2 separate regions of the Homo sapiens genome follow, and region 2 is linked to region 1. Evidence: chromatin loops called from intact Hi-C (ENCODE). Cell type or tissue: B cell. All regions are shown on one strand. Links, peaks and the distances in the headings refer to the core of each region. The heading gives the core; the rest is flanking DNA.

Region 1 (16,159 bases), core at 4,771-12,770:
CTGGGTTCCTCCACACGGCTAGGAGGAGAGGATGGTTGTGGAGCTGTGCATGGCATACCGAATGGAGGGTAGGGAGCCATAGCCTTACCACTGTGGGGAACGTAGGTTCTGCCTCACAGGTGATGGGCAATTGCAGGAAGGCCGGGACAGGGAAACGGACTGACAGAGGTGTTAGAACACCCCTTGACGTCAGTGGAGAAGATGAGGCATGGGGATGAGGTTCAAGCAGGGGCTGAGATAGAATCTGACCTAATAGGAGCCTGTGTTCCTGACCTGGGGAGTCTCAGGATCTGTGAGCAGCCTGGGCAGGTGGCGCTGGAAAGGAGCCAGGGCGGTCCAGCAGGCCGCCGACAGGAAGGAAGGGAGATGCTGGGACATGCTCAGTGGGAAATGTTTGTGAGACATTGAAGGTGAAGTATCATGTGGGAGAGAAGGCTCTGGAGCTCAGGGACAGGCTGTGCTGGAGGTGTAAATATGAGGGTCATCGCCACCATGATGATATTTAATCTAAGGAAATTGATGAAATCACCAAAAAGAAGCTGTACAGAGAGAAGAAGGTTGAGGGGGAAACAAAGAGGAGCTAACCACATGGAGCTGGGAATATAATTAAAACCCAGTAAAGGAGATTGAGAAGCAAGAGGGAAGAAAAATCAAAGACAGTTATGTCAAGGAATCTGAAAAAAGAACGTGTTTTGAGAAGGCGGGTATGGTCAAACCATGTTAAATGCTGATAAAGAATAGCACAAACAAAGGATGGAGGCGTCCTCTTTGGATTTGGCCACCTGGAAGTCCCTGGTGGCCTTTCTGAGGGAGGTAGCCAGGTGGAGGCAGTGGCTGGCTGATGCAGGTTGAAAAGAGAATGTCAGGTAAGGACATGGAGCCAGGGTGTGTTGATAATGCTTTCTAGAAGTTTGCCTATGAGCAGGAGGAGCTGCATAAAGCTACAGGGATTAGGGATGGAGGGAGGGTTATTTTTACAATGAGAAATACTAGAATATATTTGTACATAGGAGGAAGAGATCCAGGGTTGGGGCAGTGGAAGCTTGGAGAGAACAGTTATCTCAAAGAGCAGTGTCCTTGAGATGGTGACCAGTAGGATCCAGAGACCAGGTAGATCGGAGACTCTGCTTGTGACAGGAAGGAATGCAACACGTTTGTTAATTTGGTGGTGGGAAAAAAGAATATTCATATCTGATGGGTTCTATCTTTTCAGCAAAATATGAGGTCAGGTGGGGGAGAGGAAGAGAGGTTAGAGGAGAGAGGAGAAGCAATGAAACCATGATCTTTAGGATAAGAAAATATAGCTTATTAGAAGGACAGAGTTGGATTGCCAGAACTGACTGAGTGTCAGTTTGACATTTGACACTGTTTGATGTAAAGTGAAGCCAGTCAGCCTGAATGTTTTCACATGCAACTTTTAGCCATCCTAATTTTGTCTTGCTGTGGGATTTCATATATGTGTGTGTCTGTATATATATATATATATATATATATATATATACATATATATATACACACACATGAATAGTCTGGAAAGATATTGAGTCTTTTCTGATCACAAACAAGGCTTCCGAAGGGCACGTTGCAAGAACATGTCTGGGAGGACAGGGAGAAAGGGCGGGCTGTGTTGGAGCCATTGATGGGGAATGGAGCCATGGATGGAAGGAGCTGAGACTCCAGATTAGGTCGCTCAAGGCTCATATGCCAATGGATGGCTGGGCAGACTGACTCGTGTGGGGCTGCAGTCAACAGAGATGTGAGGCTTGGTGGGACCCATCTTCTTAGTCTGAGACAAGCTGGGTCACCAAATGTATGCTGGGACCCAAGTGCCTCCATGCTGGGATGGATGCTTCATGTTGCTGGCTTCCCAGGGGCTGGTGCAACTGACAGGCACATCTGGCTGGGTGCAGCCAGGCTCATGGGCAGGTGGTAGCTTCCCATAAATGCAGCATTTATGGGATGGTTACGCATGTAAAGGACCCAGTAACAGAAAATGAGAATGAGGCTTGAGGAGTGTGGGAGGAAACCAGGAGAGAGTGGCATTCTGGAAACATGGAAAAGATGCAGGGAAAAGTAAGAGTCCCAGTGAGAAGTCAGGTCATAGCACAGAAAAGTGGCCACAGAAGTTGATGTGTATTTTTCTTCTGAGAACATGGAATGAAGGATGGTAGCAGCAGAGAGCAGAAGGTTTGCAGACTGGACTGGGACAAGTGGGTGAAGGGGAAATCTCTAATGATGCATTCATGAGGAAACTGCTTTGTGTTAACCTTTTCAGATAATGGCGTTTCTCCTGAGGAAGAAGGCCTCTCTCCTGAACCATCGAATTTTTCAGCTGATCCTCTCAGTGGCTGGCACTGTGGAGCTGGGCTTCAGGTCATCTGCTATCACCAACACTGGTGTCTTCCAGCACATCCTCTGCAATTTCGAGGTAAATCAGAGATTGGCCCTTAGTCCTTCAGGAGTGTGTGTGATGGTAAATATGCTAAGTCTGGGCTTTCCCCTAAACCTAGCATGTCAGCTTCCCTCATAGTCATGATGGTAGGGAGAGGGAAAACCAAACGAGCCTGCCCAGAGGCCCTGGTTTGTAATGACATGTGCCACCTATGGACTGAGTGGCTTCGGACAAATCTCTTGACCTCTCTGAGCCCCACTCTTTTTCTTGGGTGAAGTGGAGACCTTCATCTCCTTGCAGGCTGTCATGAGGGTTAAGCCAGATAGTATCTGGGAAAGGATTTTTAAACTATAAATTGGCATATACATATGAGGGTAAAGAAAAATGATCTCAGTTCCTTTGGGTGGTGCTTTGCTGTTTCCAAATGATTCTTGAAAGGGGTGAGTTAAGGGATGCAGAAGGACACGCCTGAGGCTGAGGAGCATCGCACACAACTGCTGTGGGTGGATCAACCCATTCATGAAGCATCATTTACTGAGCACCCTCTGGGTCAGGTACTGGCCATGTCCTGGAGACACAGTGAAAACTAGAACCCAGCCCTTCCCCACAGCCAGATGGGACTGGGACATAGCCAATGTAACACTGCAAATGCTAGGTGCTTCAGTGAGACAGGCACAGGGCATCTGGGGAGTGGGAGTGAGCAGGCAGTCAGAATTCAGGGGGAAAATAACCTTCCAGGTGGAGTGTATATGCTATTTGCAAATACTGTACATCAGAGTGAGAGCAGCCATGGGGACTTGAGAGCAAGTGGCTTGTTGGGGGCCTACAGGTTTGTGTTGGTTGCAAGAGCAGGAGAGAGAGAAGGCAGGCCCAAGGGGTTAGACTGCCCAGACTACACTTTAGCCTGGGCATGTGGAGGTCCTCAGGAGAAGTTTCAAAGCTCTTTCTTTGTTTATTAAGAAATTGATATATGTTTATTATAGAATATTTTTTAATTAGAGAAAAATGTGAGGGGGAAACTCTCCTATTACCAAGACCTAGTTAATTCTTGTCAAACCTGGATGCATTCTCTTACAGTATTTTCAATGTATAATACATTTTTAAAATCATAGTCATGATTATACTGTAGGTTATTTTGAGTCTAGTCTTTGCTCACATACCAAAAACATTTAAACATTTTCATTACAAACACAAGCACTGTTTTGAGATCAGAATAATATTCTGTTATGCTGAGAGTTCCTGGTTTCTTCATCATTTCTCTATTGCCAAATTTTTAGATTCTTTCTATATTTTGTTATAAATTGTGTTATAGATGGGACTTTTGTGCTGATATTTCTCTCACTTTTAAAAACATTTTCTTAGAATAAATTATCAAAATTAATAATGAGAATAAAGGCATTATGAACAATTTTTAGATTGTTGATAAGTTTTACCAAACTTTTGATATCTAGGGATGTTAACTGTAGAATGATATGTGAGAATTTTATTTTAGGTATGTGACTTCGGTGACAAGAGCTCTGAAGCAGGGAGATGGGTCATGAGATGATTGAAGAAATCTGGGTAGAGGATTTTGAAACCTAAACTGAGGCAAGGGTAGTGGGATAATGAGGACAGCAGGTGAAAAAGTCGAACTTGAACCAGAAGTGACTTAGAGACACATGACAAGGGAAATACTACATATCAAAACACCACAGGGCTGCTACTGAAGGCAGGACCAGAGGGAGACTGACAGTCATCAATATGTATATTATAAAAAGAGAATACTCTTTGTATAATATAGATCAAGATTCGGTTCAACGTCTAACTTCTAACTTAAGATCAAGAAGTTAGAATGACCAAACAAAATCAAAACGCAGAGAAAGAAGGAAGGAAACATATAAATGAGAACATAAATTAATAAAATAGGAAAAAAAAACATACAGAGGATCAACAAGGCCAATTACTGTTTCTCCTAAAACAGACAAACGTCTGTTAAGATTGGCCAAGAAAAGAAGACAGAAGCCACAAATAAATAATATTAGGAAGGAAAAGGGGAGAATACCACAGAAGAATGAGCAATTAGAAAGGAAAGAGACAATTGGATTAGTAATTTTGTGCCAGTAAATTAGAAAACTTAGTTCATTTGAACAATCTCATCGAAAATGTAAGTTTTCAGAGCGCACTCTAAAATGAATAAAAAACCCCAATGATCCTAGAATCATCAAGTAAAGTGAGTCACTGGTTTAAAATCTGTTGACATAAACAACAACCAGAAGGGAACGCCAGGCTGGGCACTCATAGGGAAATTCCACCAGTCAGGAAATAGGTTCTTTCTAGCTTCTTTAACGAGCTAATCTTGATGGCAGAACACAAAAGGACAGAACAGAAAATGAAAAAGTACAGGCTAATCTTATTTGTAAATATAGGCATAAGAGCCCTAAATATGAGATTAGCCAGTTGAACCAGGCCAAGATGAATGTCCTGGTCCTGGATCTGAAGCTGGAAAAGAGGATTGTGGAGGAAGCCAGCATGGCCTGGAGAATGGGCTCCCTGTGCACAAGGGGAAAGAAGATGTACATAAATGGCCATAAAACCCCACTAAATAAGATAATGTGTCTTGACTGCAACCGCTGCTGCCCCTTCTGAAGTGCTGTGGCCATGCTCAGCCAGTCTGGCTCCAAGGTGTCCTGGCCACCAGCATGGCCCAGGAATTACTAATGCAGGAACCCATCATGCTCCATTGCCTGCTACTAGAATGGCCATGGACACCACCCTACCCCACCCCACCCTGAATAAAACTACCCTCTTCAGGAGATCTGGTGCTTTTAAAGCTGGATTTAAGAAAATAAACCACCAATAAGAACCAGATGCTAAAAAGCAAAGCAAAGTGAAACAAAATGAAATGAAACAAAATAAAATTTAAAAGATTGAGGGGAGAGAATTTCAAAAAGGGAAAAATGTTTCCCAAATGTCATGTTCTGCCTACACCAAGTAAAGTGAGGTAAGGGATGTGTGCACTGTACGTGCCCATTGGAGGTCACTGACAGACTTAGTGACAAGTAAGTTGTGGGGTCAGAAGCCACTCAGAAGTAAGGAGAAACGGCCGGGCTTGGTGGCTCATGGCTGTAATCCCAGCACGAAGAGGCCGAGGCGGGTGGATCGTGAGGTCAGGGGTTCGGTACCAGCCTGGCCAACATGGTGAAACCCTGTCTCTACTAAAAATACAAAAATTAGGTGGGCATAGTTGCGGGCGCCTGTAATCCCAGCTAGTCGGGAGGCTGAGGCAGGAGAATCACTTGAACCCATAAGGGGGAGGTTGCAGTGAGCCGAGATCATGCCATTGCATTCCAGCCTGGGCGACAAGAGCGAGACTTCGTCTCAAACAAACAAACAAAGAATTAAGGGGAAGTGTGGGGAGACTGAAAGTGGAGGCAGTCAGTGGACTTTGGAAAATAGCAGAGAGGAAGTTTCAGAACTTTTGGTTTTGGGTTTTTGTTTTTTGTTTTTTTTTGAGACAGAGTCTCACTCTGTTGCCAGACCGGAGTGCAGTGGCACAATCTCGGCTCACAGCAACCTCTGTCTCATGGGTTCAAGTGATTCTCCTGCCTCAGCCTCTCGAGTAGCTGGGACTATAGGCATGTGCCACCACGCCCAGCTAATTTTTGTATTTGTAGTAGAGACGGGGTTTCACCATGTTGGTCAGGATGGTCTTGATCTCTTGATCTCATGATCCGCCCACCTTGGCCTTCCAAAGCCCTGGGATTACAAGCGTGAGCCACCGCGCCCAGCCGGTTTCGTGTTTTAAGATGGAAGAGACTTAAGTCTGTTTGTAGGTTGAAGGAGAAGACGCAGTAAAAACCAGACAGTTAAAATAGTAGTGGGAGAAGAAACTGCTAATGAGACACATCCTCAGAGGGTTTGGAGACAAGAGAGTGGATCACAGGAGAAACGGTGGGATCCGTGATGACTGGTGTGAAGCAGACAGGAAGAGGAAGTTGTGAGGAAGGGAGAGACAGGAAGTCATTGAGAAGGGAATGGACAGGAAGCTGTGAGGGAGGGTGGGTACAGGAGATTGTTGAAGCAGGGAGGGACAAAAATTTGTGAGGGAAGGAGGGACAGGAGGTTGTGAGGGAAGGAGGGACAGGAAGCTGTTGAGGCAAGGTTGGACAGGAAGTTGTAAGACAGAGTTGGATAGGAAGTTGTAAGGCAGGGTTGGACAGAAAGTTGAGAATCAGGGAGGAACAGGAAGTTGTGGGCTTCTAAGTCTTAGGTTTTGGTTTCTTTCTTTCTTTCTTTCTTTCTTTCTTTCTTTCTTTCTTTCTTTCTTTCATTCTTTCTTTTTTTTTTTTTTTGTTTTGAGATGAGGTCTCACTCTGTTGCCCAGGCTGGAGGGCAGTGGTGCGATCTCAGCTCACTGCAACCTCTGACTCCCAGGTTCAAGTAATTCTCCTGCCTCAGCCTCCCAAGTAGCTGGGATTACAGGCACGTGCCACCACATAAGGCTCATTTTTTTATATTTAGTAGAGAAGGGATTTCACCATATTGGTCAGGCTGGTCTTGAACTCCTGACCTCAGATGGTCCACCCACCTCGGCCTCCCAAAGTTCTGGGATTATAGGCATGAGCCACCATACCCAGCCTCTGGTTTCTTAAAGAAGGAACTGACTAGTTCATTTCTAAGAGTACAGTCATCTCAGGGGTGGGGAGAGAGCAACACCTGACACATTATACAGTCCATACTCAAACAAATCTAATCCAGACATCTTAATATAGTCCTTAGTACAGGCTTATGTGACACAGAATAACAATCAAAAGATTCAGTTATTCATGTTTCCCAAAATTCTGACATTTGGCATTATGTAATTTCCTGATGAGCTAGGCAGCCTCAAATGGGTGTGGCAACTTATTATTGTTGCTGTGTTCTGGAAAGGAAATGTGAGAGGCTGGAACTTTTGTGGGAAGTGTAAAAGGTGCACCTTATTGTACTGGTGGGTTCACATCTGACTTTCTTAGTTCTCTCAGCCCTTAGCCCCAGGCCTGGCATATCATTTGTTGAATGACTGCCTTCATGAATCAATATCCTAAGTGTGCAGGGCTCTTGGAGCCCTACAGACATGTATGTTGGGGTGCCATGCTGGATACCCATGTTTTCACTAGAGCTGCCTTCATCAATACCAGCTGTCCCAAATGGCAGCTGGCCCACCTCTGTGTGTGCCTTTGGGCAGTGGCTGTGCTTAAAAAAGCAGGAAATCTGTCACTCTTTTCCTGGCGGAAGAACAATCCACTCATTTTATTTTATTTTGTATCCACTCATTCTTTTAAAAAATGTAATGCATCTTTACGAAAGATAGTGGCATGTATGATGCTAGGTTCCAGGGATTAAAGAGGGACAGTCTCTACCTTCACAGGCCTCCCGATAAACTTGTGTTCACTGGGGTTCTTTTGCATTTCCTCTTCAGCAAGAGTAAGCAAAGTCATGGGTAACTGCTTAGCTTCAAGCAAGGTTGAGTATTGACCCTATGGGTCACTATCTGTAGGTGATACCCATGGGTACCCAGTGTGGGGCAAGGGAATGGGCTTCGTAGTCAGGTGGATTGACTTTGAAAACAGTCTCTGCCAATTAAAAAAAAAGTCTGGTGCCAGAAAAGTTACTTAGTCTCCCTGAGTCCCATTCTTTCTAGCTACTAGATGCAGATAATAGGCCGGGTACGGTGGCTCACACCTGTAATCCTAGCAATTTTGGAGGTGGAGGCAGGAGGAACACTTGAGCCCAAGAATTAGAGACTAGCCTGGGCAGTAAAACAATACCCCACTCTACAAAAAAATTTTAACAATTAGCTAGGCATGGTGGTGCAAACCTGTAGTTCTAACTACTTGCAAAGCTGTGGTGGGAGAATTGCTTGAGCCCAGGAAGTCAAGGCTGCAGTGAGTCATATTTGGGCCACTGCGCTCCAGCTTGGGTCTCTCAAAAATAAGAAAATAAATACATAAATGCGGATAATAATATTTTGGGTCTTTTTATGGCACCTCTTGCCACCAGGAAATGTATCAGTTATTAAGTGCAAGCTCTTTTTGCTGCTATATGAGTGCACGCTTATAATCCCACACCTGAACCTTGTATAGTCTGGGCCTTAGGAACTGTCAGTATTTAGAGAAGAAAAATATTAGAGTTCTCTAAAGGGAAGTAGAAATAAGACATGATGGCATCCATCAATTCTGCCCCAGAAGGATCACTAGCAGCTACATTTGTTTACTATGAATGAAAACAACCTGAGTGATCAACTTCACTTTCAGAATCTCAGTGAATTTCATATCTTTGTTTCACTTACAATTTTGTCATGCATGAGATGACACTGTGGTTTGGGCTGAAGAATGTGTTGCCTGCGCAAATTGGGTATGTAGTCAGTACAGTGTAAAACCTGAAAATCTGTACCTGGCTTCTATTTCCTGTCCTGCCACTTGCTGGTGGTGAGTGGAGACTGTCACTCAGCTGGTCTGTCTCAGCCTCTATTTTCTCATCTGTAAAGTGGGAACATCATCATTTGTCTTGCAGGATCCAGGGAGGTTGAGATGAGTTTGCAATATGGACACTTGGGCTGTGGGCCCAAGGCTGAGCAGATGGGGGAGATGGTTAGTGCAGGCGTCCTTGGTTGGAACCAGGCCCACAATGAAGTGCCAAGTAGCAGCAGAGATGGCGAGAGAAGGCCTTCCTACAGGGGAGGCACCTCTCTGCTTGGAGTGTCAGGACAGCTGATCTGATTCCAGAGCTGGTACATCATGTTGATGATTCCACGTCAGAGGATCACCTGTCCAGCACTGACCTTCTCATGCTTCCTGCAAATCATTCTTCTCCCACACCTTCATTTTAGCATGTGTTTTGTTTTGTCTTCCAGCTCTGGATGAATACTGCAGACAATCTGGAGCTCAGCCTCTTTTCCCATCTTTTGGAAATCCTTCAATCACCAAGGTAGGCTGGGTCTTGGCAGCCTGGGGGTTAGAACTGAAGGCTGAATGTCCAGAACAGAGACAGGGCAGGGTGGCCAGTGGCTCTTCCCTGCTCCCAGAACACTGGGTCCCCAAATGGGAGCACATCCTTCCCAGTGGCTCATGCTTGTGGGGCAGTCTCCTCTCATGGTCTCGGGCCTCAGGAGGGCAGATGCTGGGGGCTTAGAGGCCTCTCTAGCCCCAGGGACTAGCACATACTGGGGGCTCAGCAATTGTGACCAGCAAAGGTCCACTCTCCCTCTAACTGACTTCTCCAAGGCACTTTTGGAATTAGTCAGGGCTCTTTTACCCTTCAAGTGGTAGAAATACAACTCAAACCAGCTTAAGGGATGTAAAAGAGAAGGAAAGAAGGAAGGGAGGAGGGAAAAAAGAATACAGGAAGAAAAGACCAGTAAAGAGGGACTTCGTTGGCTCTTACAATTGAAAAGAGCTGATCTCATCCTGTAGCTGGGGGAGGCTCACATCATTTTCTCTGAGCTCTGTCACCACTCTTGCCTCTGCCTCTTCCACTCAGTCTTCAGGTTGCCCGGGCTTTCTTCTGTGGCAGAAGGTGGCTCCTGGGCAGCTCCTCAGAGCACATCCTCAGCTTAGCACCATAGGCAGAGAGACAGCTTTTTAAAAATTTAACAGTCTTAGCTATTGGACTGAGTCTCATTGAGCCAACTGTGTCCCATGACTGGGCTGGAAAGTGGCTTCCCCTCTGGAGTTAGAAAGTGGTAGTTCCCAAAGGGAGCCAGGGGCTGTGTTCAGAATAAGAGAGAAGGAAGGCAAGGAAGCCCACATATCACCCCACCTGCCTCCTCCTGGCTCAGGCTGGTCTAGAGCTCATTGGTGCCTTCAGCATTTTGAATGTATTTGTAAATGGCTTTCCACTCATCCACTTAATGAACATCTATTATAAACTTACTACATTTCGCACCCTGTACTTAGAGGTAAAATTCAGAGAAGAATAAGCCACAGTCTGATAAAAAGAGAATACAGAAAAACATGTTGTTCAGTGCTGTCAGAGGAAACAGAACCAAGGGCAGCCGGGACTTCTGGGTAGAGGAGCATCTGTCTTCTCTGCTGAGCCTGTAATTATAAATCATACACAGAATTGGGCTCTGGTCCTGCCTCTTTTGTGTATCAGGGAGATGGAGCTCAGCAGAATTTAATGTGTTAATACAAAAAAAAAAAAAAAAAAAAGACAGTTCAAAGTGAGGAATCTGCCCAAAGTCACCCTCCTCCACATTTTTCTCCACCATTTTTTCTCTTCCACTTTCCACTTTGTTCCTGTACCTGTACCAGTTGTTTTCTAAGAAACAGATATTTATCCTGGGAGCTGTTTTCTTTGGGGGAGTAGAATTTACTGGAAATTGGATTTGTGAGTATCTGAGGGAGGGGGTATGGATAGGTGGATTCTGTCTTTTTCTCCTTTGACTTTCAGTGGCGTGTCTCTCCACTTTGTGGTTTGGGGCGGGCAGGAAGATCACACAACCAGACAAGCTAGTGAAGGGCCCTGCACTCCTGGCTGGTGGGAAGTACTCCCCAGTCACATGAGTGTCTGCTGTCTTTGTTTGAGTTTCTGAGGCCAGCACTAGTTTTCCCTGGGGCTCAGAATTTAAAAGTCAATAATTGGGGTTTGTCTTTGAAGGTGGTTTCCGGGGGGCGGAGGGGACAGGCAGTGCACACCCGAGCGACTCTGGCACTTAGCAGACACATATTCAATGGGTGTCTGACGGCATCTTGACAAATTGCCAAGAGAGCATTGGAGTTAAGGGGCCATGGAACAAGCCTGGCTTGAAAAACCTTTTTAGCAGAAACACAGCAAATTTGGTTCATTCCAGTAAAAGCTTTTACTGTCTCTCTCCTGTACTCACCAGGGAAGGACCCAGGAATGCTGAAGCTGCCCACCAGGCACAGCTTATACCCAAGCTCATCTTCCTATTCAATGAGCCGAGCCTCATCCCCTCCAAGATCTCCACCATCATTGGCATCCTGGCCTGTCAGCTGAGGGGCCACTTCAGCACCCAGGACTTGCTCAGGTACCACACCAAGCTGCCCAGGGGGAAGAGCAGGGCCCCAGGGCTGTTTAAAAAGGGAGGACAGACCCCAGCTCTCTCCCCATTGTGCTCAACCCTGAATCACTTGGAACCTTCTAGGAATTTTTGCCCAGGGCTGAGAGTTGGGGAAAGGATGGTTTGCTGAAGTCAGGATGGGACAGGCCGGTTTCCCCAGCAGGGCTGTGTGTTTACTGTTCCCACTGCTCAGGCTCCCCCACTGTGGCCAAATATTCAGGAATTTCCATAAGCACTGCCATCCTTGCCAGCCAATGACCCACATGCCTGGCTCCTGCAGACTCCTGAAGAGCAGTCCCAGCCACCAGTGTGTTTCCCCTTCTCTTTCCTGTCACTATCTAATTGATCAGGTAGAGCCAGAGTTAGCGTCTCTGGTGAATCCTGACTGATTTTAGAAGTCTCTGGAAATACACAGCATGCCATGATGATTTCCCTTAAACTCTCACTTGCAGCTGCACGTGGGTGGGTCTATGTGAAAACACTGGCATGTACTCAGCGGACTCAGTTGAGCCCGCCTGCGAGCCTGTCCTTCTCTCCCTGTGTATAAAGGATTGGGCTGTTTGTTGTGTACACCCTCAAGCCTTCGTCGGTGAATGAGAGGCAGATCTGCATGGACGGAGCCCTGGACCCTTCCCTGCCTGGTGAGAAGACCTTTGCCAGTTCGAAGGCAGTAGGACGGCCCTCACGGAACCCCTGAGAGGCCCACATTGTGCAGAGGGAGGGGCTAAGTAAGGAAGGGGAAGGCACCCACAGCCAAGCCGTGGTTTCCAAGCCGTGGCCTGTGAGGCTGTCATTTTATGATGAGAGTCAGAAATGAAATAAAATTATAGATTCCTGCTTTGAAATGTGGGACTGGTGTTCCAGGCCTCCAGAATAAAATCAGTTCCCTGTAGACCAGCATGTGGGATCCGGGATCCTGCCTCACTTCCTGGTTGAACCCCCACTACCCCTTACTTTCCTGATGAGCCCCAACTCCAGCAGTGAAGCACTTGCAGGCCCCTGCAGGTGATGGCCTGCCCTCTGTCCGTGCTTGGCACGTGCTCTTCACTCAAGGGAAATGCCACCCCTCCCCCACTAGCCAAGCTGTCCCCAGTCCCACCAAACCAGATTAAGTCACTTTCTCTGTGTTTCCAAAGCCCCTTGGGGTTACCCTACTGAATAGATTTGTAGTTTGTTTATGTGAGTCTCCCTTTTCGCCTAGCCAGGTGCAGAACTGCAGCTGTGTCTTGTTCAATTTGTTCCCTCTGCTAGGGCAGTGTGATGGCAGCAATCACAACTGCTTTGTCCTGGGCCCTGCGGCTCTGCACTGTCCAAGACGAGAGCCCCTAAGCCACATATAGCCATTTAAATTCAAATTTTAACTAATTAAAATTAAATGCAATTAAAAACTTAATTCCTCACTCACTGTAGCCACGTTTTAAGTGCTCACTAGCTACCTGAGGCTAGCGGCTACTCTATTGGACAAGGTAGATATAAAACAGTTTTATCATCACAAAAGAGTCTCCTGGATAGCATTTTTTAATCTAGATAAAGTATTATCTCTTATCCTTAGATCAAGCCGCAAGAAATTACTATTCCCATTTTGCAGACTAAGAAATTTAGGTTCAATGAGATTAGGAGCTAATTGAAGATGGGACCAAAATCTGAATAGACGGAAATATGACTCCATTTCCCCAGGTTGCCTCATCAGTCCTATTTCTACAGTATGGCGTGGTGTATGCCCTGTATTGGTGTGAAATTGCTGGCAACTGAGGGAATGAACAAATGGGTAATGGGCCAAGAGTGAACTTATTTAGTCAACCTTCCTTCTCATATGAACTGCATTCTGAAACTTTTACCTAACCAACATATTAAAGCATTGTTAATATGTCCTTTTGGGCTTTAATGACTCTTCAGAAGTAAAGTTTCTTCTTCCCCTTGCTCCATATACCTCTGCTATGATTTGAGTTCTGTTTTTATTGTAGCATAGACATCCAAAAGCCTAGCCTGGGAGCAAGTTGAAAGCAGGAACAAAGAGAACAAAGACCATGGTCTTCAGCACTCTGTTCCTGATTACTTGCATAATATCAGTGCATAGTAGGTGATTATGAAATGTTGCAGCCTATAATAATTTAAAAAATTCTTCTACTGAAAGGTATATTTTCCTTTATTATTTTTAGGATTTTTGTTTTTTGGAAGATGTGCAGCATTGCAGACATTGCTAATTAAAGGAAACTTCAGTAACATTTTCTGAAATTCTTTTTAAGCATTGTGTGGAGGCTGGAATAAAATGCCAAAATTTTGAGTCCCAGCCATGCCACAATTCCTGGGTGAAATAAGCATTTGGTGAATATGATTGCTTACTGCAGCAAATATTATGTCTCTTTACATCCATTTTCTCTCAAATCTGAATTCTTTTTTGTAGCTGGAAGCCAAACATCTGGAAAGACAATCTGGCTCAGAAACCAGTTGCTGGAGATGCTGCTCAGTGTAATATCTTCCCCCCAGCTTCATCTGTCCTCTGAGTAAGTAGCTCCAGGAAGAGCAATTTGGCAGGAGGTTACCTCATACAGGGTGTGGCATTAAACCTTTTCTTAATGAAAAGTTTAGCATCTCTGAGTCTGTTTTCTGCAATGTATTTCCTGCACTAGTCAGAAAGAAAATTATATTCTCTCTACCCAATGAACCAGACCTTGCCCTAAGATATTCTGATGCAAATGTTAAGTGGACATGAGTAACTAGAAACAGATTTGGTATAATTACAATAAACTCCTTTTGTCACCATAGCTATAGTGTAATTGTTATTGTTTTGGCAGTTGTGACAATTACTGATTTTGATGTCTTGTACTTGGCAGACAATAGAATGAAGAAATCGTGAGCCTAAATAACATCTATCAAGGAAAAGTCTTGCCAAATTCTTCTGCTATTTACTGTTAGTGAGTTTGTTATTTTTCCAAGTTGGAAAAAGAAGTATCTACCGTCAATTAACTTCTAAAATCAAGTGTAATCATAAAGCTGATTCCATTAACTCTCCCCACTGCCTGCCTGCTTTACCTCCAACCTTGGAGTCGTTCATTTGACACCTAATTTGTTGAGCATCTACTGCATGCCAGACACTGTTCCCAGCTCCTAGGATGCAGTGCTGAGCAAGTCAGCCCGGATCCTTGCTCAACCTGTATATGCATCTGGGCTTGGGGGTAAAGAGTTACCCCTCAGTAAAGCAGCTTTATAAATAGTGTTTAATAATTTACCAGCCTATAAATCCTTTCTTTCTTAGAATCAAAACATGGTAGAACTGGAAGATGCCTTGGAAATGAGATAGTCCAGCCACTTTCTTTTCCATCTTTTTGAAAGGGAATGTAGTGCAGTGCCTAACAGCTGGGCTCTGGCATCTATACCTTCCGGGTTCGAATCCTAGCCCTGTCCCCAGGGACCCAGAGGAGGCTACTTAAGCCCTGTATGCCTCTCTCTACTCATCTGCATGAGAATAAAAATTGTATTATGTTGGTGAAAATGTAATTGTGTTTTTTTCATTACTTTTAATGCCAAAAACTGCCAATATTTTTGCACCAACCTAATACTTTCAATAGGTGAGTATAGTAAAGATGAAATGAATTAATATATGGATAATCCTGAGAATGGTGCCTGGAATACTGTAAATTCTCTGTAAGCTAATTGCTATTATGGCCATCTCTTTCATCATCACCATCACCACCACCATCACCATTACCACCACCATCATCACCATCACCATCATCACCATCACCATCACCACCACCATCATCACCACCACCACCACATTAATCACCATCACCACCACCACCATCATCACCATCATCACCACAACATTAATCGCCATCACCACCATCATCACCATCACCATCATCACCATCACCCTCACCACCATCACCATCATCACCACATTAATCACCATCATCACCACATTAATCACCATCACCACCAACAGCATCATCACCATCATCACCACAACATTAATCACCATCACCACCACCACCATCAGCATCTTCACCACCAGCATCACCATCACCACCATCATAACCACTACCACCATCAACATCATCACCATCACCACCAGCATCACCATCACCATAATCACCACCACCATCATCAACATCATCAACATCACCACCACCATCAACATCATCACTGTCACCACCACCACCATCATCATCATCACCACCAACATCACCACAACGTTAATCACTATCACCACCACCACCATCAACATCATCACCATCATTATCAACATAATCACTGAGGAAAATGATCAGAGCACATCAGGAGCTCTGCCAAAGTCATCCAGTTGCTAAACATCAGAGGCAGGGCTAGAAAAGAGGACAGCCTCTTCTCTTCACTCCTAGTCCAGTGCTCATTTCAGTGGATACCAGCCAGATTCTCACTATGCCTAGTGTGTCAGCTGAGAACACAGGTGGAGCCTTCACTTGTTCCCAAAAGTCTGGGTCCTTTGCTGAACCCAGTGTCTTTGGCCAACCCATTGGCCATTCATCTCCCTGCCCTCCTGTTTCATCCAGGTCCCATCAGCAAGTCTGTATTCTCCAGACTCATCATTTTTGAAAGTGACGTTAATCATGTTTCTTTTTTTTTGGTGCTAAAACTGATAAAAATGCATAAATATTGAACTATGCCATTTAGATAAATTTTGACTAGTGTCTTTAAAAAGGGAGGGGAATATTCATTATGTGTTTTATGTGACTACATTGATGGTA
Region 2 (16,159 bases), core at 3,345-11,344, 50 kb before region 1:
TGCCTGGTACTTCCAGCCAGCCTCTTGAGCCAGGCGCCCCACGTAGGCAAACTCTCTTGTGGGCTTCAGATGCACAGCCTTGCGGGCAGCAGAAACACCCATCTAGTTTTCCTGCTGTAGGGCGGTGGGATTCCATCGAACACCTCGGCGTCCAAGGCAGCCTGGCCTCGCTGGGCCTTGCGGACCGCGGGCCCTGCACTGTCGGCTGGAAGACGCTGCTGGGGGCCAGGAAATAACAGGGGCCTCATCAGGGTTGGTGCTCATCCGCCTGCGGAAGAAGGCCGGGTACTTCAGCTTATTTCTGTAGAAATTGTCAGAAACGTTGACACTCTCGCAGCGCACCACCACCTTCCGGCCCAGCAGTACCTGCTTCACCACAACGGCCGCCAGGTGGCCCAGGAGGTAGCCTCGGTCTCCAGCACTGGGACCTGCCCCTCCGCTACCTGCGGCAGCGGCCTGGGAAATGGTGTATCAGTTATTGAGAACGATGCATTCAAAATCTCTCATGATAAAGTGGATGTGTCAATTTCTGATGAATTTTCCCTTACATATATTTGAGGTTGTAAGAATCATACATATTTAGAATTTTTATATTCTTATGGAGTCTAAATTTTTATCATTATATGGTGAACTTTTTATCCCTAGTTGTACATTTTGCCTTAATAATAATAGGACTATATCAGGTTTCTTTTGGTTAGTTCGTGCCTGGGATTTTTCTTCATCCTTTGGTTTTAACCTTTCTGTGTACTGTCCTTACATTTTTAGGTGTTTTTCTTGTAAACAATAAGGAACCACTTTTGTTGGTTTTACTTTGTTTTTCAATCTAGTGTGGTATTATTTCTCATTTAACTGGAGAAAGTCATTTGTTTACGCTTTCATAATTATTAATATATTTGGAATGATTTCTACTTAGCTTTTTACATTTGTTCCACTTTAAAAAAAAACATTTTTGGTCTTATTTTTGAATTGATTTTAAAAAATTGTGTTTCCTACCTACTAGTATGAAATTTAAACTCTCTATGATTAATTTTATAGTAGTTGCCCTAGAGTGAATTAACAGGCATACTCATGTTTTTAGTTAAACAGTATCTTTATCCTTCCAATTAAGACACCAAGACCTTAAAACTCAAATATTTTTGCCCTTTTCTAACTCATACATTACTATTAGCTAATATTTTAAACTTATCTCCTGTTAGTAAATCCATCAGATATGACAGTTATTGTTGTTGTTTTATAAAATATTCTTTGGATTTACCTACATGCTTTCAATGTCTGTGCTCACCATTCTTTTTTGCATCTCTATCCTTCCATCTGGGATTATTTTTTATCTACTCTAGTACATCTGTTAAACTTTCCTGTAGTGTGGGTCTATTTGTGGTAAACTCTCTTGGATTTTATTTGTCTGAAAACTGTCTTTATTTTCTCCCTAATTGCAGAAATATAGTTTTGCTGGGTAAACATTTATTGGTTGACAGTTATTTTCTCACAGTAAATGGAAGGTCTCCCCAGCTATTGCCTTCCATTGTTGCCTTTTAAAATCGTTTTTATTTCTCTTCCTTTGAAGGTAATTTGTCATTTTTCTCTGGTCGCTTTTAAGATCTTCACCATTCTTGTTCTATTGCTTTACTGTCATATATCTCAATGTACATTATTTTAAACATTTATTTTGCTTCATATTCATTGGGATTCCTGAATCCCAACTGATGTCTTTTATAAAATATGGATTTTTAAATTATGACCTCTTCTCCATCCCTTTTCCTATTATGCCTTTTTGGAACTAACACAATTAGATGTATGTTTTACTTTTTCATTCTATCCTCCCTTAATCTTTCTTTTACATTTTTCATCTCTTTGTCTCTCTGTACTCTGTTCCACACAGTTTCTTTTGGTCTTTCTTAAACCCACTGAATCTCCTACTAGCTGTGTCTAATCTGATATATAATCTAGCCATTTAGGTTTTCTTTTTAAAATTTCAATGACAGTATTTTATATGTCTAGATATACTGTTTCTTTTTCAAATAAACTTGATTTGATAGCCCTTTTCCTTTCTCATATCTTTCATTTTTATTTCTTCAAACACAAGAATCATAATTATTTCTTCTTGTGTTTTTTGAGAGTATATTGTTTCTGTGACAATCATGGAAGGTCCCTTGTATGATGTCTGATTTTTTATTGTGAATCTTGCTCCAAGATTTTCCTTTTCTTGGATTCCATAGAAACCATCCTCATTCAGGCCATTCTGCCCTTCTGTAGGTATGGGAATGCCTCCATGGGGTCTTAGCTGCCCTTTCCAAGCCAGGCCTTGGCCAGATTCCCAGGTCCTGATTTTCTTGCTTGTCTTGGGAAGAATTCCCTCTCTGGGTTCCCTGTTCTCTATATTTCAGGGGCAATCCCTGAGGAGGCCTTTTGCCTGGGCACCCTGATAACATACAGGTTAACTTAGGATCTTGGTGTGGAAACTTGTTTGACTTATTCTGCCAGCTCTCAGGGGCAGGGGAGTATTTGTCAGTATGAAAAGACATTTAGTAAGTGATATCAGGTGAAGAAAAGCAATAGTAATTAGTTGAATGTCTATGGAGGCTGAGCACTAAACATCTATTTATTTTTATTTCCCTCCAAAATTTTGGAATTTTATCAATAAGGAAACAAAGGCTGAGAAAGGATAAAAAACATGGCCAAAGGTCACACATTTAGTAAATAATAAAGCTAGAATTTGAACCCAGGGCTACCTCCAAAGCCTGCATGCATTTGTCTGTGCGTGCGTGTATGTGCACACACGTGTGTGTGTTCTTCCTGTTTTTTTCCTGATACTCCCACAATAATAGTGATAGTTTTCCAAATGTCTGACACGACAGCCTGCAGTTTGAAGATTGGGTTCTAACCAATGGACTGCGTCAGTCCTGATGTTTTAGAGGTGAGTCCTGTGTCAAATGTCATCCTGGTTTTGTAATGAGTAATTTTTACATTTATAAGACCCATGTTTCATAAATAGAGCATTTTTTTTTCTCCCTAAAAGAGATACATGGCCCTTGACCTTCCTTGATGGTTAGAGAATAGGAAGTGAAACTCTACCCCCTCCAGGGAGTCTGCAGAGTAAAGGGCATGGCAGTGGGCTGGGAATGGGAGACAGGGTGCTCGTCTCTGCCGTACCACACTTGTATGTCCTTGGGCAAGTGGCTTCCCTCAGCCCTGCCTTCTGCAAAGTAGGTCCCAAGTCTCCAGGGAGGAGGGAAAGAGGCCGTGGGCCTTGGAGTCAGGCCTGCTTGTTCTATGCCTTGGTGGCTGTGTTCTTTGGTCCTGCTACTTTATTTCTCTAATCTTCCATCTCCTGATTTGAAGGCAGACATAATAATAGTATCTACATTGAGGGAAGATGGTAGTTAGAGTGATCACAGCTGCTTCCTAAGCATGTGTGCGCCAGACACCATGCTCAGCTTTTTACAATGGACTATTCTTCAATTCATTTAGTCTTTATGGTAACTATAATTTAAGGAATATTTTTCATAACACAGAGGTGACATGTTATGTAATTCCAAAAATATATCTATGGTGTCCAAAATACATCATATATCTCTATGAAACATGCACCATACCAAATAAACACCCCTACACCAAACACACTATATACACATCACATGCACATATACATACACCACATGTACACAAAACACACACACACCACACTAAACATACACCTTACACATACTGGCATACCACACACCCACACACTGCACTTACACACCACACAGCACCTAGCACATACACATGAATACACACCACACATACCACCTACATATGCTACATACAGACACCACACGACACACACAAATACCACACATACACACATACTACATATCCACACTACATACACACACCATAGAATGGAGTGCTTACCCCTCAGCAGCACATCATCCACAGTGCAGGTCTGGAGGTGAAAGTGGAGCAGAAGCAGGGTCAGACTGTGGTGGGCCTTGCACAAACCCTATGGGAGACCATTTCACTTTTACCCTATAGGCAATGTGGAGCTAGGGTGGTCTCTGTGCAGGACTGTGGCATCATGGGGTTATGGGTTATGAGGACTGCTCTACAACTGGGTCTGTGTATAGCTCTGAGAAAAGCCCCCTCCAAAGCAAGGCAGCCCTGCTCCTTCTTGCTTCTGCCTTAGCATATGCCTTCTCCCAGCCCCTGCCAGGCCTCGTGGGCTGACGTTTATTCCTTATGTCAGCCAAAGGAGCAACCCCAGTCACCTTTACCTTGAACTTAAGTTGTGGCTATAACTTATAGCCCTAAGGGGACATCATTTCAACAGGAATGCGGTGTGCTCCAGGCAATAGTTAAGGTTTCATGGGGCACTCTGCAGGCCAGAGCCCTAAACACTTACTCCTCTGGCTCTGCTGCTGGGCATCCTGCAGCTTCATCCTAATCTTTCCTGTTGAAACAATGTCCCCTGTGGGTATGAGTTATATCTGTCACTTAAGTTTGTTAGAGGTAATTGTTGTGCCAGACCATTGAGGAAGGGTGGGGGACAGTGTAGTTCCTGAACAGTTCACATGAAGGCCACACTGGCCTTTGGAAGGCACAGATGTGACCCTGTCGTTCCCACTTGGAAGCCTCCAGTGCTTTCCCATGATTCCCAGGAGGGAGTCAGGCATTGGGAGTGTGGGGCACACAGTTCTGGGGGTCCTGCCTGCCCATGGCATGCAGCCATGCAGCCATGTTTCAGACTCAGATTTCACATATGCCCTTTACTCTACCTGGGATGCCTTTCCTGTCTTCACTCTGCCTGGACAGTTGCTTCTTATGCTTTTGTCTAGGTTTAGATGTCACTTCTTCCAAGAAGCCTCCCCTGGCCTGCCCATCCCCATCCCATGGGCCAAATCAGATCCCACTGCCTCACATTTCCTCAGCACCCTCAGCACTGATCACAGTGCAAATCAATGATTAATTGTGTAATCTTCCTTGGTTTCTTATTTCTTTGGTTTGTGTTTGCACACTTGAGCATATCTGAAACCAGGATATGTATTAAAATGGATGCCAAGGACATCAGCCACTTAAGTCGTCTCTTCCCCATCTGCTAATAAAGGCACTGTACATCTATCAATTTTTGGTTTCTTACCACTGTTGAAATAAGATGGTGTTCAAATCTCTTTCTTCTGCTTCAGTGGTGAGGCCCATGTGAGCATGGACTGGGTCTGCAGCTACATCAGGGACCCCTGTGAATGGTCACTGAGTAGAATATGGGCATGAATGAATTGAGAAGATGGACAGGACAGGAGGAAAGGCAGGGAGGGTTGGCAAGGCAGATAGTCTTGGACTCTCGTGCCTGGTGTCCTGAAGACACCTGATGTGCAGTTGTCCTGCAACTGCTTCAGATATGGCTGCTCCTGCCTGCTCCTCTTCTGGGCTCCCACCTAGTAGAGACATGAATGGAGCATTATCCTTGTATGGTGGGGACCCTGGCAAGGGCAGGCCCAGAAATTGAGAGGACGCAGAGAAGTGCACCTAATGAAGTCTGGGGAGGAGGTCAGCGAGGCGTTCCTGGATGAGGAGACCACTGAGCTAAACATTTAAAGATGAGAGTTATCTGGTCTGAGATGGGTTGAGGAGGCATAAAGGTGAGACTCAAAATCAACTATCTTGAGTAAGGTTTGTTCCTGCCTTCTGTAGGCATTGCTCGGACTTTAAGCTGTAGTAGGGCTTTAAGCTATAGGGATGGATGGGCAGAGATGATGGCTGGAAAGGAGAGGAGCAAAGGAGCTGTCAGTTGCTCCTTCCAGGGATGGCAGTAGCTTGAACAGGAGAACATTTTGAGAACTATTTAGGACGTAACTTTGCCTGGCCTTGGTAACCAATTTGATGAGAGTGTGAGAGAGACTGGTTGGTGCTAGTCCCTGAGAGAGAAGCCCTAGAGTTTTGGAAGAGGATGGTGGCTGTCTGGAGTAATCAGCATGGACTGCACAAATGAGGCCGCTTTGCTTTTAATTTTCTAATGCATCCCTCAAGTATCCACAGGCCTTAGTAACAGGAGATAGTTATTAATCTTGCCTCCTGAAGTTTGATAGAGTCCACATAGGGGGCAGTCTGTCTGACTTCCATATCTAAGCAAGACAAGTACCAGGATTGGAGTAGTCATCCTCTCTGTCATGCAGCTGCTGTGGGTGGCAGGATTTTATAGCCAAGCTCAGGGGCTGTGTGAAATGATGAGGCTTCACTGGTTCACGTCCTGCAAAGGCCCCTAGGCTTCTTCAAATGAGATGCAAAATTTGGCCAAGCACGCCTCACACCACCACTGGCTCCCAAAGATACAGGCACTTTGGGATTTGTACTTTTGATTACAACTTTCTGTCGTACCCACAGGTCCCTTGCGAGATACAAGCCGTCTGGGAACACCAGGTCAGGTGGGGGATCAGTGTCTGCCATCCTTGGGATCCAGAACCTTGTCTCCATTCCTGCTCTGTCAATCCCTACCTTACAGCAATGCTTCTCATAGTGTGGCCTGTAGACCACCTGCATCAGAATCCATTGTAAAGTTGCACAAAAATATAGTTGTGTAAACTAGATTTCCCGAATCACAAATCCCTGGGGTTGAAATTTAGGGTTCTGTTTTTAAAAAGGTCCTCTTATTATGTGTAAGCACATTAAAGTTTGAGAACTGCTCCAGGTGCTGGACATCTTTTACTTTAAAAAAATCTTAGCTTTTTTCACTGAGGTGAGATTTGCAGAACATAAAATTAATAATCTTAAAGCAAACAATTCCATAGAATTTAATGCATTCACAGTGTTGTGCAAAGACCACCTCTATCTAATTCAAAACACTTTTATCACCCCAAAAGGAAAACCTATACTCATTCTCATTCTTTTCCCCAGTCCCTGGGCTACCACCAATCTGCTTTGGGGATTAAACTGTTCAGGATAAATCATGTGTAAATGGAATCATGTAATAGGTTTCCTTTGGCGTTTGACTTCTTTCAGGTAGCTTAATATTTTTGAGATTCATTTACATTGTAACGTATATCAGTACTTCTTTCCTTTTTACAATAAAATAATATTCCATCATATGGGTACACACCACAGTTTGTTTATCCATTCATTTGTTGATGAACATTTGGGTTATTTCCTTTGGTTCTTGTAAATAGTGCTGCTATGAACATTCATGTTCATGTATTTATTTGAGTACTTGTTTTGAATTCTTTTGAATATATACCTAGGAGTAGAATTGTAGCTCAATTCAATAGAATTGTAGGAACTGTAAAACTGCCTATTTTCACAGCAGCTGAACCAATTTTACACACCCAACAGCAATATAAAAGGTTTTCAATTTCTCCACAGGCTTGCCAATATTTATTTCCCTTTAAAAAATTTTTTAGCCATTCTAATGGGCATGGAGTGTTATCTCATTGTGATTTTGATTTTTGTTTCTCTAATGGCTAATAATGTTGAATTTTTTTATGTGCTTTTTGGCCATTTGTATATCTTTTTGGGGGAAACGTCTATTCAAGGGCTTGGCCCATATTTTAATTGGGTTGTTTCTCTTTTTGTTGCTAAGTTGTATGAATTCTTTATATATTGTGGGTACTAGACTCTCAAAAGAAATATGATTTGCAAATATTTTCTCTCATTCTGTAGGTTCTCCTTTCATTTTCTTAATAATGTCCTTTGATGCACAAAAATTTTCAGTTTTGATGAAGTCCAGTTTATCCATTTTTTCTTCTGTTACTTGTGCTTTTGGCATTATATGTAAAAATCCATTGCCAAATCCAAGGTCATAAAGATTTACCACTGTGTTTTCTCCTAAAAATTTTGTTTTGGCTCTTATTGTAGATAATTAATTCATTTTGAGTTAATTTTTGCATATGGCAAGGGGTCAGGGTTCAACTTCATTCTTTTGCTTATAGCTATTCAACTGCTCTGGTACCATTAGTTGAAGAGTCCCTTCTTAAATTGTCTTTGTATCCTTGTTGAAAATCAAGGGGCCACAGATACATGAGTTTATTTGTGGATTCTCAATCCTATTTCATTGATCTCTATATTTATCCTTATGTCAGCTCCACTGTTTTGATTATGTAGCTTTGTAGTAGGTTTTGAACTCTGGAAATGTGAGTTGTCCAACTTTATCTTTTAAAATATTGCTTTGGCTTCTTAGGGTTTCCTACAATTCCACATGAATTTGAGGGTCAGCTGTCACCATTTGGCATGCTGCTAGCTGTGGGCTTTTCATAAATGCCCTTTATCATGTTGAGGAAGTTTACTATCTATTTCTAGTTTTTGGAGTGTTTTTATCATGAAAGAGTGTGAGATTTTGTCAAATGCTCTTTATGAGTCAAATCAGATGATCATCTGTTTTTTGCCTTTGTCTATTAATGTGGTGTATTTTGTTGATTGGTTTTGTTATGTTGAACCACCCTTGCATTTCTAATATAAATCATACTTGGTCATGACATATAATCCTTTTAATATGCTGTTGAATTTAGTTTGCTAGCATTTTGTTTAGGATTTTGCATGTATGTTCATAAGGGACATTGATCCCTTGGATATTGGTAGGTTTTTTTTTTTTTTTCTGTATTGTCTTTGTGTGGCTTCAGTATCAGAGTAAAAATACAGGCTTCCTTGCTGTTCCTGGAATATGCCAGACATACTCCTACTTCAGGGCTTTTGCAATGGCTCTTCTCTTTGCTTGAAATGCTTTTCCCATGGATGTCTGCATCCCGTCTTTCAGTTTTGCCCTTCTTAAAGAGGCCAAACCTGCCATTCAAATTAAAGTTGTAAATTACTCTCCTTCTGCATACAAGCACTTATCAATCAAAAATCAAATTTTTGTCAATTCTCCTTTCTTGGCTCTTTTTTTCTCAATAGCACTTATCATTTCTTATTCATTATGATATTATTATGTTATATATTAATATGTTATATTATACACAATAATTATTAATTTTAATTTACTTATTTATTGTGTTTATCTTTATGTCTACACCCTTCCCCTCACACCCAGGTCATGGATTTTAGTTTGTTTAGTTTACAGATGTATCCAGAGTGCCTGAATAGTGCCTGGAAAATAATAAAAGGTCAATAAGTATTTGCTCAGTTGATTTGAATAAATTACGCCCAAGCACAAGAAACACTCCTGAGCACCTTAGCTACTCTGAGGACTAAAAACAATCTCACTTTGCATATGACAGCAGCAACATGGGCAGGGTGTTGGAAAACTGGGTGTTGGTAATTTGGGATTAGCCTGTAGTTTATTATTATTATTTCAATTCACATGAAGTAAAAGTCTCTTTTTTTGGCCTACAGTTCTATGGGTTTTAATTCATGTGTAGAGTCACACGACTACCACCACAATCAAGAAACAGAACAGTCTCATCACCTCAAATAGCTCCCAGATATTGCCCCACATAGTAAAACCTTTTCTCCACCCTATCCTCGCAACCGTGGATCTTTCCTTATAGTTTTGTCTTTCCAGAATACCATATACATGGAAGCATACATGTGTAATCTTTTGAGCCTGGCTTCTTTCGCTCAGCATAAGGCCTTTCAGATTCACTCATTTTGTGTGTATCAGTAGTTCATACATTTCTGTTGCTGAGTAGTTTTCCATTGTAGGGATGCAAATGTTTCCTCCCAGCCTATAGCTTATCTATTCATCTTTAAATAGGGTCTTCCACAGATTGAAGGTTTTAAATTTTGATGAAGTCCAAATCATCATTTGTTTTTACTTTTATGTATTGCACTTTTATGTCATATCTAAGATCTCTTTGCCTGACGGCCATGAAGATTTTCTCCTATGTTTTCTTCTAAAAGTTTTACAGGTCTGTAATCTGTTTTGAGCTACTTTTTGTACCATGTGTGAAGTTTAGATTGAGATTCATTTTTTGTTTGTTTGTTTTTGCTTATGAATGTCCAATTCTTCCAATGCCATTAGTTGAAAATATTATCTTTTTTTCCATTGAATTGTCTTTATAACTTTGTAAAAACTGCTTAGCCATATTTATATATGTCTTTGGACACTATTTGATTTCATTGACTTATGTGTCTAGCTTTTCACCAATATTGTCTTGATTACTGTGGCTTTGTAAGATATCAAATGCAAGCTCTCCAAAGATATTCTTCCTTCTCAAATTTGCTTTGGTGATTTCAGTTCCTTTACCTTTGGCTGTCCTGATGGAACCTCGTTATTTTATATATAGGTAGGTATTGTTTGCTGATTGTTGAGGATTTTTGCACCTATGTTCATTAGGGATACTGACATGCAGTTTTTTTATACTGTGTTTTTCTGTTTTCAATATCAGGGTAATTCTGACTTTGTAAAATGAATTGGGAAGTGTTCCTTTCTGATACCATATAAATGTTAATGATCAGCTTGCCTATATCTACAAAAATTCCTGCTGGGATTTTTATTGGAATTGCATTAGATCTATAGATCAATTTGGAGAGAATTGACAATTTAACTATAGTAAATCTTCCAACCCATAAACATAGTGTGCTTTTCTGTTTATTTAGGTCTTTGATTCTTTCATCAAAGTCTGTCATATTCAGTGTAGGGCCTGCACATGTTTTCTTAGATTTATACCAGAGTCTTTTGTTGAACACACTTCCAAAGGGTATTTAAAATTTTTTGGTTTCTAATTTTTCAATTCTAGTATTTAGGAATATGGTTAACTTTTGTATGTCGACTATTATTCTGAGACTGCTAAATTTAATTATTAGTTCTAGAAGTTTTTTTTTTTATGGATTCCTTGGGATTTTCTATGAAGACAATCTCATCGTCTGTGACTAGTGCCAGTTTTTGGTCTTCCTTTCCAATCCATATGTTCCAGTATTACATCCAATAGCAATGGAGAGATCCTTGCTTGTTCTTAATCTTAGGGAGAAAGTCTTCAGTCTTTGCCATTGAATATAACATCAGCTATGGGAATTTGTAGATGCCCATTGTTAGGTTATAAACAATTCCTTTGAATTTACTGAGAATTTCTTTTTATCATGAGCAGATTTTTAATCTTTCAAATGCTTTTTATGCATTAAATGATATTATCATGTGATTTTATTAATATGGATCATGTTGACTGATTTTTGAATATTAAACTTGCCTTGCATTTACGGGTAGTCCAATTGGCCATAGTACCCTCGTTATTTTATATGTAGCTAGGTATTATTTGCTGATTGTTGAGGATTTTTGCACCTATGTTCATTAGGTATACTGAAATGTAGTTTTTTTATACTGTGTTTTTCTGTTTTCAATATCAGGGTAATTCTGGCTTTATAAAATGAATTGGGAAGTGTTCCCTTCTCTTGTGTTTTTGAAAGAAGCTGTGTAGAACTGGTGTTATTTCTCTTTTAAATGTATGGTAGAATTTGCTGGTGAAAACACTGAGCCTCAAGGTTTCTTTGTGGGCAGGTTTTTAGCTACATATTCGGTTTTTGTAATAGCTATAAATGATTTAGGCAACTTATTTCTTCTTGTTGAGTTTGGTAGTTTGTGGCTTCGAAGAAAACCGTTTGAAGGTAGTTTATGACTTTGAAGGAACAATTACTGAGAGGAGTGTTGAACTCTCTAACTATAATTGTGGATTTGGCCATTTGTCCTTTCAGATCTATGAGTTTTTCTTTCTGAATTGTGATGCTCTGTTGTAAAGTGCAAACACGTTTTGAATTGTTATGTCTCTTTTAATCATCATATCATATAATCTGTTTATTATGAGTCATTTTCCTTGCTCTAAAGTCTGTTTTCCCTGATATGAGTAGAATTACACCAGCTTTCTTTTGATTACTGTTAGGATGGTATAAATTTTTCTATCCTGTTACTTTTAACCTATCTATATCACAATATTTAATGATGGCATATAGCTTTGTTTTTATTTCTTTCCATTCTGACAATAGTGTCTATCAGTTTTTAATGTGTTTGAATTATTGATGTGTTTGAATTTAGGTTCAGGATTTTATTGTTTGTTTTCTCTTTTTTTTTACTCTTTTTTTGTTCCTCTACTTCTGTTTGCCTGCCTTTTTGTGGACAATTTGAATATATTTTAGTATTCAATTTGAGTTTATCTACTGAATTTTTTGACTCTCCTTTTTTGTCTCTCCTTTTTTTTTAGTGCTTTCAATAGGGACTGCAGTATACTTAATTAACTTTTAACAGTCTACTTAGAATTGACATTTTACTATTTCAAATGGATTATAGAAAGCTTACCTCTACGCCGTTCCCTCTATCCTTCCCTATTTTTGTTGTGGTTGTCTTATGTATTACATCTAATACAATGTCACTTTCAACCATCATACCTAAATTTAAGAACTTAAGAAGAGAACAATAATAGTGTATTATATTTACCCAAATATTTACCATTTCTGTTGCTCTTTCTTCATCCCTGAAGTTTCCTTTCATTATTTTGTTATTATTTTCCTACCATCTGAAGAAATTTTAAAAGTATTATTCTTAGAACAAGTCTGATGGCAAGAATCTGTCTTCCTTCATCTGGGAACACATTTATTTTGCCTTCATTCTGGAAGCATGTGGATATGGAATTCTGTGTGTATTTTTGTAGCACTTTAAAAATGTTGTTTCCATGACTTCTGCTTTCTTATGAGAAAATCCAAGGTTATTCAAATTGTCGTTCCCTTAAATGTAATGTGTTGTTTTTCTCTGGCTGCTTTCAAGATTTTTAAAATTTTCTTTAGTGTTCAGCAGTTTGATTGTGCTGTGTCTGGGCATAATTTTTTTTGTTTATTTTATTTGGGTTTTGCTAAGCTTCTTGAATCTTTAAGGTTATGTATTTCACCAGCTTTGAAGAAAGAAGTACTAAAAACTTCTCAAACGTTTTTTCTTTCATACCATACTCTTTCTCGTCTCCTTGGAGGATTCTAATGACAGAAATGTTAGATCCTTTGTTACACATGACCTTGAGTCTGTCTTTATTTTTAGTAATCTTTTTCCTTTTTGTTGTTCAGATTAGGCAACTTGTATTGCTCCATCTTCGTGTTCATGGACTCTCCTCTCATCTCATTCTCCTATTGTTCTCATTTAGTGAGTTTAAACAAATTTCAGTTGTTGTGTTTACTTGATTCTTTTTTATTGCTTCTATTTATTTACTGAAACTTTCTGTTTTTCATTTATTTGAAAAATGTTCACTCTTACTTCTTGGAATTGGGTTAATAACTGCTTTAAGGGTTTCGTCTGATAGTTCCAACATCTGTGACATCTCAGCATTGGCATTTGTTGGTTGTCTTTTTCCACATGAGATGTTGAGACTTCCCTGGTTCATTCTATGTTGAGCAATTTCAGGTTGTATTCTGGACATTTTGAATCTTATCTTATGAACTCTGGTCTTTGTTGTCATCTTATAGAGAATGTTAATGAATATATATATATATATCTTAAGGTAGGGAACTAGCCCACTTAGGTTCAGGTTGCAAGTTTCTGCCCATCTTCCCTGGACTCTCTGGTTCCAGTATCAGTTCAGTTTTCAAAGACTGCAGGGAGATTTGATGTGCGCTCACTTGCTTCATGCAGTAACTGGTTGTGTGTGGTGGTTTACCTCCTAGTTAGGGTCAGATGCACATACACAGTCAGAACTCAGCCCAGAGGTTAATATACAACTTTGTGGTTACATTTTCCTCAGCTTCCTCTTCTTCATCCTTTCCTTAACACTTGCTGGCTCCCAAGGGGTCCCTTCCTGCTCTGTCTAGAATTGGCGCTTTTGTTTCTCTGTTCTTCCCTGTGTCACTGGTATCTGTCTCTGGGGCCATGCAGTGAGGGGAGAAAAGGAGAAAAGAGCAATGGGAATTTTACCTACACTCTTGGGACTACAGGTCCTCTGGTCAGAGAGAAAGTTTCTCTTCACTGAGAGTTTTAGAGTCTGCCTGGCTGCTGCTGCTGTTGCTGATGCTGAGGGAATTGCCTGAAAGATGGGTTGGGAAAGAATGGGGAAACCAAACAAAGAAAATCCCAGGGGATTTCCTCCATGCTCTGTGACCTGTAAAACCTCCTTTCCTGCTCCTCAGACCAGAAACAGAGGACTTCTCTTGGAGCTCTTTCCATCATGTCTACACCTTGTGCACAGTTGCGAGTTTTAGGCTACCTGTGAGTTCACACCAGGGGATGCTGCAGAGGGGAAGCCCAGAAAGCTCACTGCCAGTTCATAGTGCTTGAGTTTGGTTTCCTTCTCGGCTACCATTTACTTTCCAGAGTCCTCCAAGAGCTGCTCCATGAGTTCTAAGTGTTTTAGTTGCATTCGGTATTCAGGGGGTGGGACAGAGCTGAGTGTGCTTACACCATTTTGAAGGGACCCAGAAGCCTGTGTGTGTGTGTGTGTGAGTGAGTGTGTGTGTGTGTTCAATATGAAACCAGAGCTTCTCAATCTCCAACGTATCTGGAGGGAAGGGAAGAAAACCAGGGAACTAACTTCACTGAGCATCAACTATGGGTCAGGCACTGTGCCTTGGAGCACAAAAGCATTCTTCTATGACTGTAGGGGGAAAGTGTGGTACTGTCAATGCCTTTTAGAGTTGGAGGAAATTAGGCTCGATGGAGTAGTTCAATGTCATCTAGGTAATAAGACAGGATGTGTACCATGATCTGTCTTAGAAAGAAAGATCCAGGAAGCTCAGTGAAAATAGAAAGAAACTGGAAGGTCCGTGTCTCATGTCTGGCTCTCCCTCTCTCTGCAGGATGGATGAGGGAGATGCTGCAATCATGCATCCCGGGGTCGTGTGCATCATGGTGAGGCTGCTGCCTCGGTTGTACCATGAAGATCACCCACAGGTACCTGGTGTTGAATATGTGTGTTTTGTCATCTTCACATGACTGATCTCTCAAATGCCTTCTGACCCAAGACAGCTTTTTTCCTTTTGTCCGTGTCTTCAGTGCCCTGCGTTAGCAGAGCTCCCCATGGGAAACACCTATAGTGGGAAAGTACCAGGGTGTCCTGGACACTTGACTGAGTTGTGCCCACCCTTGCAAGGCCATCCAAAACAGATCACTTCTGTTAACAAAGCTACCTTCTAAGAACAACAGCCAAACAAAAAAACAACTGAAAATAATTGAACCATAGTAAGGCAAGTCCCAGGTGTTAAGCTCAGCACCTGGCGTTGGTGGGAAGTCCTTTGCTCCCTGGCATGTTCATCTCTCTCCTGGATGCTGGCTGAGATCCTGGCCCTGTGCTCTGTGCAGCTCATGCACAGCTAGCAAGATGAGCATAGACACTGTCCACAGAGCCCGCCTCTATGATGGGGATGAGGAGGTAGTGACAGTGCAGACAGACTAAATAAATGAGCTCACAAGTGAATATGAAATTATGAATTGTGACGAGTGATATTACAGGGAAAAATCAGGGTGCTGAGGTAGAAGAATGAGAATGGAGGCAGGAACAGATCTCATTAAATCTAATTTAGATAAAGGGTTGGAGGTCAGGGAAGCCGTCTCTAGATGGTGACATGTAAGCAGAGACCTGAAGGGTGAGTAGCTAGTGTGAACTGGGTGGGAAGGGGCCTGCTGTTGGTGGCTAGGGGAGGAGCAAATTGGAAGGGCCAGGAGCAAGGGCTCCCTGGTCAGGCGATGATGGGGATAATGGGGCATGCAGGCTTCTGGGAGCCTTGCCAATGTAAATGATAACAAGAAGCCTCTCTCACGTGAGTGGAGGGTGACATGATCAGATTTTGCGTGAAAAACATTACATTGGCTGCTTGGTGGAGAATGGACAGGGAATGAGGGTTGAGAGGAAGAGGCAAGGGGCAAGAGTTAGGAGTCTCTGCCTGCGGTCCATGTGATGTGTGGTGATAGCTGGATTAGGGTGGTGTCTGTGAGAAGGTGTGAAGAAAGGAATTAAGAGACCTGTCCAGAGGCAGAATCACAGGCTTTCAGGAAGAGGAGGCTACAGGTAATGGAGAGACAAAGAGCCAAGGCGACTCTCAAGTGTCTGTCCCGGCAGAACTAACAGCCTCATTGTGGGAAGGAAAACTGGTATGGGTGAGGGCATGGAGTAACAGAACAAGACGAAGTTGGAGTCAGCAGTCTCAAGATAAAGAACAAATACCTTAGAAGTTCCAAGAAAGAGCTGGGCAGAGTTGAGGAAGGCCTGGGAAATGCACCAGTTTAGGTTTATCAGCAGCCAAGGAAAGAGGATTCATTGGCTTGAGCAGCTACTCTGTCCCAGGCTGATGCTTGGCCCTT

What was found. Peaks named below come from ENCODE experiments on the same cell type or tissue, not always from the same donor. Only the 100,000 strongest peaks of a DNase experiment are listed, where the experiment ranks them.
Region 2: a loop joins it to region 1, with 4 times the contacts of the local background. A loop is called at or near these places in 4 of 110 quality-filtered maps.

Annotation. Positions count from the first base shown.
Region 1 is chr10:48,794,023-48,810,181 of GRCh38, forward strand. WDFY4 (WDFY family member 4) reads left to right here. Exons shown (of 62, transcript NM_001394531.1): 24 at 2,276-2,428; 25 at 9,264-9,337; 26 at 11,238-11,399; 27 at 11,982-12,073; 28 at 13,837-13,936. Among named protein-coding and RNA genes, the nearest start is that of WDFY4, 120 kb to the left of the region's middle. RefSeq lists enhancers at 8,783-8,832, 8,863-8,922. In B cell, for the core only: no CTCF peak of the experiment used is centred there; DNase peaks (open chromatin) are centred at 5,799, 6,469, 8,739 and 10,959; H3K4me3 peaks cover 1,308 bases; H3K27ac peaks cover 7,873 bases.
Region 2 is chr10:48,745,689-48,761,847 of GRCh38, forward strand. WDFY4 (WDFY family member 4) reads left to right here. Exons shown (of 62, transcript NM_001394531.1): 13 at 14,659-14,752. It also overlaps the pseudogene RPL13AP19. Among named protein-coding and RNA genes, the nearest start is that of WDFY4, 69 kb to the left of the region's middle. RefSeq lists an enhancer at 1-130. In B cell, for the core only: no CTCF peak of the experiment used is centred there; no DNase peak of the experiment used is centred there; H3K27ac peaks cover 2,139 bases.